2 separate regions of the Homo sapiens genome follow, and region 1 is linked to region 2. Evidence: read pairs that join two places in POLR2A ChIA-PET (ENCODE). Cell type or tissue: Panc1. All regions are shown on one strand.

What was found. ChIA-PET counts read pairs that join two places held together with the same protein. Peaks named below come from ENCODE experiments on the same cell type or tissue, not always from the same donor. Only the 100,000 strongest peaks of a DNase experiment are listed, where the experiment ranks them.
Region 1: POLR2A ChIA-PET joins it to region 2 with 7 read pairs; 2 of 35 experiments call an interaction of 5 or more read pairs at or near these places.

The regions. Positions count from the first base shown.
Region 1 is chr3:195,291,697-195,294,196 of GRCh38, reverse strand. It overlaps ACAP2 (ArfGAP with coiled-coil, ankyrin repeat and PH domains 2), which reads left to right. Exons shown (of 23, transcript NM_012287.6): 19 at 1,745-1,932; 20 at 2,382-2,491. Among named protein-coding and RNA genes, the nearest start is that of XXYLT1, 22 kb to the right of the region's middle. In Panc1, no CTCF peak of the experiment used is centred here; no DNase peak of the experiment used is centred here.
Region 2 is chr3:195,023,828-195,026,327 of GRCh38, reverse strand. No RefSeq gene overlaps it. Among named protein-coding and RNA genes, the nearest start is that of XXYLT1-AS1, 70 kb to the left of the region's middle. In Panc1, no CTCF peak of the experiment used is centred here; no DNase peak of the experiment used is centred here; H3K27ac peaks cover 999 bases.

The DNA.
Region 1 (2,500 bases), 270 kb before region 2:
TTCTGTCCTAGCTATATATTGTTTATACTTTTTAAAATTTTTATTTATTTATTTTTTTGAGATGGAGTCTTGCTCTGTCACCCAGGATGGAGTACAGTGGTGCGATCTTCGCTTACTGCAAGCCCCACCTCCCGGGTTCATGCCATTCCCCTGCCTCAGCCTCCCGAGTAGCTGGGACTACAGATGCCCACCACCATGCCTGGCTAATTTTTTTTTTTTGTATTTTTAGTAGAGGTGGGGTTTCACCATGTTAGCCAGGATGGTCTCAATCTCCTGACCTCGTGATCCACCCGCCTCGGCCTCCCAAAGTGCTGGGATTGCAGGCGCGAGCCACCGAGGCTGCCCTACATTTTATTTTTTATTTTGAGTCTCGCTCTGTTGTCCTGGCTGGAGTGCAATGGCATGATCTTGGCTCACTGCAGCCTCTACCTTCTGTTCACGCAGTTCTCCTACTCAGCCTCCCAAGTAGCTGGGTTACAGGTGTGTGCCACCATGCCCAGCTAATTTTTGTATTTTTAGTAGAGATGGGGTTTCACCATGTTGGCCAGGCTGGTCTTGAACTCCTGACTTCAAGTGATCCACCTCTCTCAGCCTCCGAAAGTGCTGGGATTATAGGCGTCAGCCAGCACACCTGATGCTTAGTTGTACATTCTTCCAAGCCTAATGGTATGTGCTAAAAGTGCCTTACCAATTGCCAAGGATAATTTTTAATCCACATGAACTGTCTTATTATCGTTTATCTTTCCTTGTGGCTGTCCTATCAGGAGAAAGAGATCAGCAACTCCCTCCCCATTAGATTTTTCTTTTGACTTGTGCTTTAAACCCTTGTCCCCTCCTCCATGATTTCAGTGATTTTGGTCCTGCAGAGTACTCAGGGGAGTCAGCACTCTTCAAATTATTTGAAGTGCTTGTAGTGCCAATTGGGATGGTATTGGACCATCCTAGGAATGAAGTGAGGTTTGGTCTAGTAGTAAAAGTTTTTATGGATTCTTGCTGCTTCTTAAGTCCCAACATTTAGGAATATACTCAATTTTAATGTAGTACAGAGTAATTAACCTATCCCTTGGATACTGGCAAGAACAGAAAGGCCTGGCATATCAGTGATTGTCTTTATAGAAGAAGAAGGTTGAATGTTGGGGAATAGCTATGTGAAAATCTCCCATAAGCTCATTATGATAGATTAATGGTTTCTTATGTCATAGCTTTATTTTTTAAAAATTGCAATAAAATGCACATAAAATTTATCATCTTAACTTTTTTTTTTTTTTTTTTTTTGAGACTGAGTCTCGCTCTATTGCTCAGGCTGGAGTGCAGTGGTGCAATCTCAGCTCACTGCAACCTCTGCCTCCCGGGTTCAAGTGATTCTCGTCCCTCAGTCTCCCAGGTAGATGGGATTACAGGTGCCCGCTACCATGCCTGGTTAATTTTTGTATTTTTAGTAAAGACGAGGTTTCACCATGTTGGCCAGGCTAGTTTCAAACTCCTGACCTCAAGTGATCCACCCCCCTCGGCCTCCCAAAGTGCTGGGATTGCAGGCGTGAGCCACCGTGCCTGGCCCATCTTAACCATTTTTAAGTGTACAGTTTAGTGGCATTAAGTATATTCCCATTAGTGTGCTATCTTTACTGCCATTCATCCACAGAACTCTTTTTATCTTGCAAAACTGAAACTCTACCTATTAAATAATTTTTTCTTTTTCTGCCAAGAGCTCATTTTTATTGATGTGTATGTGTTTGCTTTTCAGAAGGAGAAAGGCAAGATTCTTCTATGTTTCTTGACTCGAAACATCTTAATCCAGGACTTCAGCTTTATAGGGCGTCATATGAAAAAAACCTTCCTAAAATGGCTGAGGCTTTGGCTCATGGTGCAGACGTGAACTGGGCCAATTCAGAGGAAAACAAAGCGACACCACTTATTCAGGCTGTATTAGGGGTATGCGTTTATACAATGACATTTTCAGTAGCAATCAAATATTTAAAAAAAATCATAATATGTTCTGAACTGGCTTTAGTATTGTCTTTGCTTCAAGAGATGGGTTAGAAAATAGAAGGAACCTCTGTGCTATTAATAGTAGTGGTTTCTGAGCACCACTTCGGTTGTTTCAAGTTTTTTTGCAGTGGAAGAGAATTCCGATAATGAAAGTATATAATGTGTTTTGCTAGTTCACAAACTGCAAATGAATCTCTATTAGAATTAGTTCTTGGGAAGAAAATAATATAATTTATAATTTCTCTGCCTTGGCTGAGGGATATTTTTTGTTTTGGAGAGAAGGAAATGGAAATGCTATTTGAGTAACGAAAACCAATTGTTTTTAAAAAGAAATGTATTGTTGTTTCTTGTTATTTGCTTTTGTCTATAGTTATCCTCTTTTTTCCTTTAAGGGCTCTTTGGTGACGTGTGAGTTCCTCCTACAGAATGGTGCTAATGTCAACCAAAGAGATGTCCAAGGGCGGGGACCATTGCACCATGCCACCGTCTTAGGGCACACAGGGTAACTGCA
Region 2 (2,500 bases):
GTATTTTTAGTAGAGATGGGGTTTCACCATGTTGGCCAGGCTGGTCTCAAACTTCTGGCCTCAAGTGATCCGCCCGCCTCGGCCTCCCAGTGTCCTGGGATTACAGGCATGAGCCACCGCTCCTGGCCTGGGTGGACATTTAAACTGTGGCTCCTTGGAGCTCCCTCTGTTTTTGCTGAGGACAATTTCTCATTTCCCATTACTTATAAGAGACAGGCTCTGTGAGAGCCTCCAATTTGCCAGCTGCTTCCACTTCACAGAACAAAATCATCCTGTTGAACTCATCAGTCTGAAACTACTTCCACCTCTGAGCTCCGGGGCCTGGTCCAGCCCAACTAACTTGACTGCCGAGGGCTTTGCTCCGTCTTGGGATGGCTGGGGCCTCCCTCACCTGACCTGGGTGTTCAGCTGTGATGATTGAGCTTCGCTGTCATGAAACTTCCCCAGAGTTGGTGCCACGCCTCCCCCTCCCTCCAGCTTGCCACACCACTCGGGCTGAAGGATCTGCCTGCCCAACCCCGAACATTTCATCTTGGGTTGGTCTGCATAAAGACGGCCTGGGGAAAAAGTGATAGCATCACAAATTATACACAGTAAAATGCCTCTGCATTATCTCGCTTGGAGAAAGAAATAACTGATACTGGCCTAAGGCTTTGAACAGGAGTTTTATGGGGAGCTAAGAAGAGGGGTTCTCTGGCTTTGCAGGAGAATCACCTGTGCTCCCCTCTCCATTCTGACGGAATGGTCTGGGGGCTTGGGCATGGGTATTGTCTGAAAGTGCCTCAGATGGCTTTAATAAACAGCCAGGGTTTGAGAACATCTGTATTGGAGGGAAATGTGAAAAGGACATTGAGGTCAAATGGATGGGATTAATTATGTTTGCTAAATCAGGAAACTCTCTAGAGAGGGAAGTGACACGCCCACCGTTTTGCCTACTGTTGGAAAATTAAAGTTTCATCTTAACAAGGGCCATCTACACTGGGCTGGGTGTGAAGGCAAACTGGGATGTCAGGGCTGTAACGAGAAGCAGAAGAGAGGGGCCCAAGTCCCAACCCGTAGCTCCTGGGAGAGAAGTTGTGGGAGCCCAACATGGTGAAACCCTGTCTCTACCAAGAAACAAAAATTAGCCGGGCATGGTGGCGGGCGCCAGTAATCCCAGCTACTCAGGAGGCTGAGGCAGGAGAATTGCTTCAACCCGAGAGGCGAAGGTTGCAGGGAGGCGGAGGTTGTGGTGAGCCGAAGTTGTGCCACTGCACTCCAGCCTGGGCAACAAGAGTGAAACTCCATCTCAAAAAAAAAAAAAAAAAAAAGATAAAAGTGGTGAGGGTGTGGAGAAAAGGGAACCCTTGCTCACTGTTGGTGGGAATGTAAATTAGTACAGCCATTATGGGAAACAGCATGTATATTCCAAAGAACATGGAAAACAAGGCCGGGTGCAGTGGCTCACGCCTGTAATCCCAGCACTTTGGGAGGCCAAGGCGGGCGGATCACAAGGTTAGGAGATCGAGACCATCCTGGCTAACACAGTGAAACCCCGTCTCTACTAAAAATACAAAAAAAAAAAAAAAAAAATTAGCCAGGTGTGGTGGTGGGCGCCTGTAGTCCCAGCTACTCGGGAGGCTGAGGCAGGAGAATGGCGTGAACCTGGGAGGCGGAGCTTGCAGTGAGCCGAGATCACACCACTGCACTCCAGCCTGGGCGACAGAGTGAGACTCTGTCTCAAAAAAAAGGAAAACAAAACTACCATATGATCCAGCAATCCCATTACTGGGTATATATCCAAAGGCTATGAAATCAGTATGTGGAAGAGATACCTGCACTCCCCTGTCTGTTGCAGCACTATTCACAATAGCCAAGATATGAAACAACCAAGTGTCCATCAACAGATGAATGGAGAAAGAACATGTGGTACATGTACACAATTGAATACTATTCGGCTTTAAAAAGAAGGAGATTCTGCCATTTGTAACAACGTGGATGAACCTGGAGGACGCTATGTTAAGTGAACTAAGCCAGGCACAGAAAAACAAATGCTGCACAGTTTCACATGTGCAATCTGAAAAAGTGAAACTAATGGAAACAGAGTAAAATGGTGGCTACAGAGACTGAGTGTGCGTGCGCTTGTGTGCGTGTGTGTGCACGTGCGTGTGTGTGTGCGTGCTTGTGTGTGTGCCCACGTGTGTGTGCGTGTGTGTGTGTGTAGATGGGGGAGTTGGGGAGATGCTGGTCAAAGAACACAACATTTCAGTTAGGAGGAATAAGCTCAAGAAGTCTATTGAACATCATGGTGATTGTAGTTAATAACAATACGTTGTATACTTGAAAATGACTAAGAGACTAGATTTTAAGTGTCCTCGCCATATAAAACGATAATATGTGAGGGAATGTATATCTTAACTTGATTTAGGCATTCTACAGTGTACACAGATATCAAAACATCATGCTGTACTCCATCAGTATATGAAATTCTTGCTTGTCAGTTAAAATAATAAAGTAAAAA